Linked DNA regions of Homo sapiens: region 2 is linked to region 1. A link is a loop called in an ENCODE intact Hi-C map of the cell type or tissue named here. Cell type or tissue: endothelial cell of umbilical vein. All regions are shown on one strand. Each heading gives the region's core, and the rest is flanking DNA. Links, peaks and the distances in the headings are about the cores only.

Evidence for each region. Peaks named below come from ENCODE experiments on the same cell type or tissue, not always from the same donor. Only the 100,000 strongest peaks of a DNase experiment are listed, where the experiment ranks them.
Region 2: it touches region 1 in a loop (21-fold over the local background); 46 of 110 quality-filtered maps call a loop at or near these places.

The regions. Positions count from the first base shown.
Region 1 is chr21:33,193,935-33,199,318 of GRCh38, forward strand. It overlaps LOC105372787 (a long non-coding RNA gene), which reads right to left and starts at 1,583. Exons shown (of 3, transcript XR_937675.3): 1 at 1,377-1,583. In endothelial cell of umbilical vein, for the core only: a CTCF peak has its summit at 3,140 (motif pointing left); a DNase peak (open chromatin) is centred at 3,127.
Region 2 is chr21:32,991,881-32,997,264 of GRCh38, forward strand. No RefSeq gene overlaps it. Among named protein-coding and RNA genes, the nearest start is that of OLIG2, 31 kb to the right of the region's middle. In endothelial cell of umbilical vein, for the core only: a CTCF peak has its summit at 2,638 (motif pointing right); no DNase peak of the experiment used is centred there; H3K27me3 peaks cover 411 bases.

The DNA.
Region 1 (5,384 bases), core at 277-5,276:
CACTTTTTTTCCCCACTGTGATCCATTCACAATGGAGTATATTCCTGGAGGATTCTAAGATGTGTTTTGTTCACTAGAGAAGACTTTTTAGGAGTGTTTAGTTTAGGAAATGCTTAGCTGGCTATAGAAGACAGGCGCACATTCTTATCTGACTACAGAATCCAGGTGTCACCTGTGGAGTTAACACAAGGCCACAGATGGCCGCCTTCAAGGTGACCCTGCCCAGAGCCTAGGGAACAAGGTGAGGGTTGACTGAGAAGGGAAATGGTGGTCCTGCTGAGAAGGACATTCCCCAAGCTCATGGTCTGGTCCACAAGCCATCGGTCACACAGAGGGTCACACAGATATGGGATGCCCAGTTAAATTTTAATTTCTGATAAACAATGAATTTGTTTAGTATAAATAAATATGTCGTAAATATTGTATGGGACATACTAAAAACATTACAATATAATTTAGTACATGTACTATGTACTAGTATATGTACTAAATTTTATATATGTGTATTTTAATATTAAAAGTTAGGCCAGGCACGGTGCTCACGCCTGTAATCCCAGCATTTTGGGAGGCCGAGGCGGCCGGATCACCTGAGGTCAGGAGTTCAAGACCAGCCTGGCCAACATGGCGAAACCCTGTCTCTACTAAAAATACAAAAATTAGCTGGGTATGGTGGCAGGTGCCTGTAATCCCAGCTACTCAGGAGGCTGAGGCAAGAGAATCTCTTGAACCAGGGAGGCGGAGGATGCAGTGAGCCGAGATCGCACCACGGCACTCCAGCCTGGGCAACAGAGTGAGATTCTGTCTCAAAACAAAAAAAAAAAGGAAAAAGAAAAAGAAAAAAAGTTAGTATGTTATACCCAACACATATTCAAGGTTGATCTGAAATTCAAATGCAACTAGGTATCTTGTATTTTTGCTAAATGTGGCAACCCTCGCACACAGCGATTCGCTAGTGGCTTTGGAGGGCAGAGGAGGTAGTTCCCTGAGCCCTCCACGTGACTTTTCCTTCTGTCCTCCCCTTCTCTGCTCAGAGGCCCCTTCCTGGGAGAAGGCTTCGCTGATCACTCTGTATACCACTGCACCCTTTTCCCACACTCCCGGCCCCCTTAGCCTGCCTTTTCCTCCATAACTTATCATTGGATGACATACTACATACTTTGAGTAAATGATTTTTTTCATCTTTATTCTCAGCCCTTTGTATTATGTCTGCCACAGAGTGGGCCTTAAAAAATATTTGTGGAACTGCATGAATGAGAGTGACTCCATGGACAAGGATAAAACACTGAAAGTAAAATAAAGGCAGAACTAAGGTAAATGAGTATTGCCATTTCGACTCACCTGATAGATCTGTGTGTTTTAGTCAGTGCAAAACTCACCTGGCGAAGGGAACACCAATGAATAAGATGACGATTAGGTAGGTCCAAGGTGGGGCCCAAGATTCTGTAGCCCTACCACGTTCCCAGGTGATGCCGATGTAGCAAAGAGAGTCCTTGAAGAGAGGCAGGGCACGGTGCTCACGCCTGTAATCCCAGCACTTTGGGAGGCTGAGGCAGGCAGATAGTTTGAAGCCAGAAGTTTGAGACCAGCCTGGGCAACATGGTGAAATCCAGTCTCTACCAAAAAATACAAAAGTTTATCAGGCATTGTAGCATACACCTGTAATCCTAGCTACTCAGGAGGCTGAGGCACGAGAATCACTTGAACCCAGGAGGCGGAGGTTGCAGTGAGCCAAGATCACACCACTGTACTCCAGCCTGGGTGACAGAGCAAGACTCCAACTCAAAAAAGAAAAAAAAAAAAAGAAAGAAAAAGAAAAAGAGAGAGAGAGAGAATCATTGAAGAAAGCTTGGATCCAGGTAAAAATAAAGAGCAGGACACAACCAGAAAAGTCTGTGGTTCTGTTATATCATTGGACAGTGTAATGAAATGTAATGTGTTTTAAAAAATAAAAATTCTATATTCCTAAATCTTGAATAGATTCCTATTTCAGAAACCATCCATTCTGATGAGTCTCCCTTAGCTCTGAAAGAAAGAGGATAAAAACCAAATACAAGAATAATAAAAACCACCTGTCCAAGATGAACTGGAGAAAGGGTGCTAATCTCCCTGCGACAACTCCTACAACTGTATTTGATCAGGATGATAAGAAAAGTTTTAACTCATGCCTCAAGCAGAGCCACAAGACCTGCCTTTTTTGATGACCTTGAATTCTACAACACAGGCTCCAAACCTCACATCTTGTCAACTCTCACCATGAGAAAAGTAGGAAACACTCTCTCACGTTCCCAAGTACTCACCATACCCCCCAAAATAAGTAAAAGCTTACTTTAAAAAATAATTTGTTTTCAGAGCAGAAATCTTCTAAAAGTTGAATTCTGATTCCGTACACACCTGCGGAGAGGTACTTGCCATGCCCACTGTCTAATATGCTTCTCTTTCTATGAACTAGGGTAGGGGTTACAAATAGCTGCCATAGAGTTACTGTCATTATCAGCCTGCAATCTGTGAGCAGCTGTTAAAAACCCACATTTTGTCTCAATTGTAATCATTCAAACAAATAATGCTTACCTACAGTTCAAAAGAAGTCAGTCTGGAATTAAGTGCTGTTCATACCAATTATGTTTCTTCTTTCAGATGTATGGAAAGGGAAAATAAATTATCCATTAAATTGCAGATATATGTAAAGATGCTTTTTGTAGTAAAAGCCAAAACAACTTGAATCTGACCTGTGATTAGAAATAACAGACATTTGAAATTCAGTAACTTAATTCATTGACAATATCACCAGGTTAGTTATCAATGATTCATTCAGTTTTCTTTTAAGCATTATTAATTGCTTGATACCATTTAGGATCAGGAAACCCTTAGTGCAGTGAAAATTGTAAAAGTTTATGACCTGGGAGGCCCGTGTCTAGCCATGCCTCTGTCAGGAATCTGTGGTGTGACTTCTGACAAGAGTTTTATCCCTCTGGATCTGTTTCCTTGGCTGGAAAGTGAGGAAATCGATCCAAAGATTACCTCGCAGATTCTCTCCAACTCTGACATTCTATCATTTCACACTCACTTTAAAATAGACTGTCGGCGACCCTACGCCAGTTTTCCTTGAGAAACAGCGCCACCTTCAGGTCATAATAACCATAAGAGAGCTGACCGTGAAGGTGCTTCTCCGGCAGGAGCGATTTGCCCTGATCCACAGAAACCCTTCCCCCGCAGTCCTCTGGGATGCGGTCACACACTTGTGAGTCTGCCGCTGGGTTAAGATCAATGCGTATGGACATGGAGCCAAGCTGAGCTAACTGGCCCACAAGGGACAGATGCATGACCTTGGCCTAATTATCACAGCTCCAGCTAACAGTTCGCCCACAGCAAAGCTCCTTGTGGAACCCTATAAAGAAGGAAAGGAAGCGAGGGATATGCTGGATGAACTAAACTCTACAAAACAATGAAAATGGACACACCTCTTCTTCAGGCAATTCCACTTAAGATAGTTTCCAGCTGTTCTTATTTTAGCAAGATATCTACTTGGATATACTTTCATTAAGAAAAATGACATAGTGAACTCTGAAGTAAATATCAGATTTTTTTCACCCAGCAAATATTTATTGAGCAACCAACCACTTGAATGCCAGCACCGTGCTAAAAGCTCTCACAAAATTACTTTTATTGAATTTCCACAACAGCCCTTGTGAGAGAGGAATTCATATCTTCATTTTTCAACACAAGGAAGTTGAGAATGAGAGAGGCCCAGAAACAGCAGATCTGGCAACAAGCTTGAATATGCAGACACAAACATTCCACACAGTCCTCCTCTGAGGACACGACGCAACTGCTCCTTTTCAAGAGCTTATCACTTGGCACAGTGTGGCACCAACTGCAATCAGCAGTGCAGAGGCAAAGGCCGCTAGGGAACTCAGTTTATTTCTCTGCAGTGTGATCTGTATGCAGAAAATGGCCCTATCTTTGCCAGCCATCCTCTGCCATACCTCCCTAACCCACTGATGGATGCTGGGCAGGATAAGGGGGATAAGTTAATTTGTTCCTAAGTGTCTAAACAAGGATCCTTCTTAGAAACAGTGGATATTTAAGGTTGTCCCTTTGATCACATCCCAACAATCCCTAAATTCCATAGGCTTTCTTGGTTGGGAAAGAGGCAGAGCAACTGCTACCCATGGGAATGCATCATATTTGGAAATATAATGTTTCCTGTGCATTACAGAGGAGAGAAGTGGGAAGCATCGCCCGGTGCTGGAGGTACTCCAGCTACAGGTGGTACCCTCTATATCTTACTCTTTCCCGTACCTACATATGTGTAGTCAACTCCAGTTGATGAGATCAGGTTTTCAATTCTTTGTACCCCCCCACTGCACTTTGCAAAATACTGGCACATAAATTTAAAGTTACTAAATATTTGCTGGTGTGTTAGGAAAAACACATAGTCTGCATGCAGAAAACAGGAATTATACAAACTAGCATGATCAGACATATTTAAGATGTCAGCTGAGTTACTCTAGGGCAGAGCCCAAGGATGAAGCTTGGCTGAGGGAGGATAGGGGAAGTGCCTTGGGACCTTTAGATTATGGGTGGAAGGAACAAAAGACCCACATGGAACAAGACACTAGAGTTGGATTGACCCTTTGGGGAAGGAGAAGTTACGATATGACATCTAAACCGCAAGGAAGATGCCAGAAAAAGAAAGAATAATATATTGTGTAAGCAAGCAATTTCTTAATTTTAAACGTGTTTTTATATTCAGGTGAAATTGTTTTATTCAAGGTTGAATGACTACTAAGTTGCAGCTAATCAGAAGTTGAGAAAGAAATGCTTGGCAGTTGGAATCCAGTTTTTGCACATAATCAGAACCAGTACTGTCAGTTTCATGGCGTCTCAAAAGCTAAGACTGAGAAGGAAAAAGGGAACAGAGCCGGCCTTGTCACACCACAGACGGGAGCAGAAGTGCAGAACTGTCCCCATGGCATGTGTTCAAAAGAGTATCGTGTAGCAAACCCTAACCACAGCAGCAGTGGCTGAGCTAATCCTGGCTGGATCCCAGTAAGGCCCTTCTCGAGTCCCAGCAATGACGATGGTAGATTAGCAATCTCTTCTCAATGTGTCAATATCATCTATGTTTCTACCCTGCTAGCCTCCTCTTTTCCTTCTTTCTACCCCACCCTCAATTAACCATGCCTCCTCTTACAATTTCTAGTCTGCAAGAGACTAGGACAATAGAGAATCAAAAACTAGGGTAGAAACACAGAGGCTGCTGTGGTTAGCGCTTGCTGCGTGATAGATAGGTTTGGTTTTGTAGCAATAACACAAGGCGGAAAGTGATAGAAAATTCAACATTCTAACTGCAATTCACCAAATCTTATCTCCAGACTTGCGGT
Region 2 (5,384 bases), core at 136-5,135, 200 kb before region 1:
CACAGGCAGAGGCCCGGGAGGGGCTGGGGGGTGAGGGGGAAGCTGTGTGGCTCCCCCACCAATAATACAAAGCTGGAGTCAAATGCAAATCTGGGGGTGTTTTACGCTGGGGAATTCCCAGGCAGTTTCCTAGAATTTTTTAAATTAATTTTTCTATTTCCATAGGTTATTGGGGAACAGGTGGTGTTTGGTTACATGAGTAAGTTCTTTAGCGGTGATTTGTGAGATTTTGGTGCACCTGTCACCCGAGCAGTGTACACTGTACCCAATTTGTGATATTTTATCCCTCACCCCCTTCCCACCCTTTCCCCTTGAGTCCCCAAAGTCCATTGTGTCATTCTTATGCCTTTGCATCCTCACAGCTTAGTTCCCACTTATGAGTGAGAACATATGATGTTTGGTTTTTCCATTCCTGAGTTATTTTACTTAGAATAAGAGTCTCCAATCGCATCCAGGTCGCTGCGAAGGCCATTAATTCATTTCTTTTTATGCCTAACTAGTTTTCCATCATATATGTCACAGTTTCTTTATCCAGTCATTGATTGGTGGGCATTTGGGTTGGTTCCATGATTTTGCAATTGTGAATTGTGCAGCCATAAACATGCGTGTGCAAGTATCTTTTTTTGTATAATGACTTCTTTTTCTCTGGGTAGATATCCAGTAGTGGGCTTACTGGGTCAAATGGTAGATCTACTTTTAGTTCTTTAAGAAAACTCCACACTGTTTTCCATAGTGGTTGTACTAGTTTACATTCCCACCAGCAGTGTAGAAGTGTTCCCTTTTCACCGCATCCACGCCAACATCTATTATTTTTTGTTTTTTTGATTATGGCCATTCTTGCAGGAGTAAGGTAGTGTTGCCTTGTGGTTTTGATTTGCATTTCCCTGATCCTTACTGATGTTGAGCATTTTTTCATATGTTTGTTGGCCATTTGTATATCTTCTAAGAATTGTCTATTCATGTCTTTAGCCCACTTTTTGATGGGATTATTTGTTTGTTTGTTTCTTGCTAACATGTTTGAGTTGGTTGTAGATTCTGGATATTAGTCCTTTGTCAGACGTATAGATTATGAAGATTTTCTCCCACTCTGTGGGTTGTCTGTTTACTCTGCTGACTGTTTTGCTGTGCAAAAGCTCTGTAGTTTAATTAAATCCCAGCTATTTATTTTTGTTTTATTGCATTTTCTTTGGGGTTCTTGGTCATGAAATCCTTGCCTAAGCCAATGTCTAGAAGAGTTTTTCCAATGTTATCTTCCAGAATTTTTAGTTTCAGGTCTTAGATCCATCTTGAGTTGATTTTTGTATAAGGTGAGAGAGGGAACTTTTGTTTTTAGCGCTGTTTTCTTTTCTCTTCCTGTGTGATTATTTGTCTCCTTTTGAGAGCCTGACCAGCAAAGGAGAAGGGAGGTGTCAGAGGCAGGACTCAACAACTTGGCCTTGAGGCAGGTTCTAAGAGCCATGCCCCACCCAACAGCTGACCCTTGGCAGTCCTTCTGTCTACTTTTTCTTGCCTTAGCTACCTTCTCAAGGGCACCAAATGAAGGAAGGGTCATGGCTCCCAGGTCCTGTGAGAAAAACCTGTTCCCAAGTTGGAATATTTCATTGAGTTAAACTTCTAACCAATCTGCACTGATCACTGGGTGTCTTAGTCCATTCGGGCTGCTCTAACAAAATATCTTAGACTAGGTAATTTATAAATAATAGAAATTTATGTCTCACAGTTCTGGAGGCTGGAAAGTTTAAGATCAAGGTGCCAGCAGATTTTGTGTCTGGTGAAGCCTCCATCTCTGCTCCACAGAGGGCACCTTTTCCTGTGTCCTCAGACAGTAGAAGGGCAAAAAGGAACTAACAGACTCCCTCAAACCCTTTTATAAGAACACTAATCCCATCCATGAAGGTGGAGCCCTCATGACATAAACCACCTCTTAAAGGCCCCATCGCCTAATACTATGGCAGTGGGGATTAGGTTTCAACATGAATTTAAGGAGGGAGGCAAACACTCAAACTGTAGCACTGAGTACCAAGAAGAATTAAAAAGGGGAAAAGAAATGGCTAGGTAGTCTTAGAATCTTCCCAAATCTCCCTGTAAAATAGAAAGAGCAACTAGAATAGCAAAGCGAAAAGAGCCATGGACAGTATCCACAACAGAGCTGGTAGTGAGGTAATCCTCCCAGACACCAAATACTAACAGGTCTGGGCAAAGCATTTACAGTTCAAGAACTGTGTGGTGGCAGCATTAGTGCCGGAAGAAGACACGTGATAAAAACTGTGGTTCTGAAGATACTGAGAGCTTGAGAATCACACAATCACCTGCAGGTATTCACCAGAGGGCACAGCAAGACCATCTGAGTACAGCAACCAAAACCAGGAGAGCTATCTGAAAACCCAATGCATGGCTAAGTGCAAGAGGACTGTGATACAATAAGGTCTGATGGTGTCGGGGTGATTTGAGCTCCATATGCCCTCAAAGTGAACAGAGTCTCTTCCAATACAAAGCCTTGCACTGATGAGTATCTGGGCAGATCAATACAGGCAAGGAAAAAAGATCCAGATAAATGGGATGGGGGTGGGCAGAGCAGAAGAGGCAGCTCTCAAAACCTTTGGAGATTTTTGTTTTATTTCCTTGCGAAAGGAACAGGAGAGGGAGCTCTAGAGCCTTTGAACTGGAAAGGTTGCCCCAGCATACCCTTCACTCCTAAAAGTATAGGAAAATTCATTTCATTTAGAAAATAAACAACAGAAAAGCATTGTGGTAAAAACTTATAAAAAGTTAAGAAGGAAAAAATGAAAAGAAAGAGCAGAAAAAATTCCTACAAAACGATGAAAGCGTGTCCAAAAGGAATGCCCACAAAACATTTCAAATATTATGAAACAAGTTAAAGAAAATTAAGAAAATGATAGAAGCTATGAAAGAATAACATACCTCAGAATTAGAAAAAAAGCTCAGAAATAAGGTGACTGGAGAAAAAAAATGCTTGAAAAGAGGGATGGCACAGTTTAGAAAATAACTAGAAATATAAAAAGAAAGGTCTGGAGAAAGACACTGATGTAAGAAATCATAGAAATACAAAGGACAGAAGAGCATGTTAAATGACACTGTGGGACGCAATGAATTCCGGACTGTGGAAAATTCTAAGTCAAATGGCTCCGTTTTTTCAACAACAAAAATGGAGGGGTTAAAAAGAAAGAAAGAAGAGGAAATGTATAAAGAAAAGAGATTTATAAGTCATTTCAAGCAAATGCAAAGTAGGAATCTTATTTCAGTTCTGGTTCAAACAATCAATTTTTTAAAATATAAAGCAACCAGGAAAATATAAACATGACAATATTTAATAATATTAAGGGATTAATATTTTTAAGTATAATAAAAATATTGTGATTTTTTAAAAATAATGATTATCTATTAGAGATGCATACTGAAACGTTTATAAATAACAGTACTTAATGTCTGGGCTCACTACAAATTATCCAGGAACAGTGGGAACAGAGGCAGATATAGAAGAACAAGATTATCCTGTATTGATATATATCAAAGCTGATTGATGAGTACTTGATTGTTCTTTGTATTATACTCTCTACTTTTGACTGTCTGAATATTACTGTAATTCAAAGCTTAATGAACAAACAAATAATAAGGGAAGTCTTAGAGCTTGGCATCCACCAGGAAGGAATACCTTTTGCTTCTTTCCTGAGAGGGCTGTGCTACCTGGAGAGGGTTTCAATAGATGCAGACATACATTGTAACCCATCCCCTTCAGCCCTTCTTCCCATTCAAGTGTTCCAGTATATTTGTCCCTAAACTGAACTAGATGTGTTACTCTGTCACTTGCTAGAATATAAGATCTATGAAGGCAAGAATTTGTCAATTGTGTTACCATTGTATCCCCAGGACCCAGAATAGTGCCTGGCACGTAATAGGCCTTCTGTAAATATTTGCTGTTTAATTGAGTGAATCGTCATGACTGATCCCAGGACATAATCCCAGGCTGTAACTACCACTGTGTGTTTTTTCTTGGAGAGAAGAGGGAGAATTCTTTACTTTGTAGACCTAAGCTTGGGTTACCTGCAGAAGTGGCCTCTAAAATGTGAGATAAACAATGTCTGACCTTGTAGCAATGGAGAACTTCAGGCAGCTGCTGAGCTGCTGAAGGTCCACAGAGTGTGAAAGGACTGAGCAATGTGACTAATGATTGCTTCCCTTTGCAAAGTATCCAGTATCCAGTATTCAGCCAATAAGCCTTACATTAGATGTAGTGTTAAATATGTTGGTAATTGATGGGAATAAATAAATGTAAATTTTATATATTATTTGTTTACATACGTGATATTACAAAATATATATTTGGCCTTCCTCCCTGTTTCCTGGCATACAACACTTAACGTCAACATCCTTGGACTCTTCAAAGTGGTGTGTCTTATTTGTAGGGAAAAGAAAGAGAAATCAGACTGTTACTGTGTCTATGCAGAAAAGGAAGACATAAGAAATTCCATCTTGATCTGTGCCAAGAAAATTGTTTTGCTGTTAATCTGTAACTTTAGCCCCAACCCTGTGCTCACAGAAACATGTGCTGTATGGAATCAAGGTTTAAGGGATCTAGGGCCGTGCAGGATGTGCCTTGTTAACAATATGTTTACAGGCAGTATGCTTGGTAAAAGTCATCGCCATTCTCCATTCTCGATTAACCAGGGGCACAATGCACTGCGGAAAGCCACAGGGACCTCTGCCCAAGAAAGCTTGGGTATTCTCCAAGGTTTCCCCCCATTGAGACAGCCTGAGATACGGCCTCGTGGGAAGGGAAAGACCTGACCGTCTCCCAGCCCGACACCCGTAAAGGGTCTGTGCTGAGGAGGATTAGTAAAAGAGGAAGGCCTCTTGCAGTTGAGTTAAGAGGAAGGCCTCCATCTCCTGCATGTCGCTGGGAATGGAATGTCTCGGTGTAAAACCCAATCATACATTCGTTCTATTCTGAGATAGAAGAAAACTGCCCTGTGGCTGAAGGCGAGATATGCTGGCGGCAATGCTGCTCTGTTACGCTTTGCTACACTGAGATGTTTGGGTGGAGAGAAGCATAAATCTGGCCTACGTGCACATCCAGGCATAGTGCCTTCCCTTGAACTTATTTATGACACAGATTCTTTTGCTCACAAGTTTTCCTGCTGACCTTCTCCCCATTATCACCCTGTTCTCCTGCCGCATTCCTCTTGCCGAGATAGTGAAAACAGTAATCAATAAGTACTGAGGGAACTCAGAGACCGGTGCCGGTGTGGGTCCTCCATATGCTGAGCGCTGGTTCCCTGGGCCCACTGTTTTTTCTCTATACTTTGTCTCTGTGTCTTATTTCTTTTCTCAGTCTCTTGTCCCACCTGATGAGAAATACCCACAGG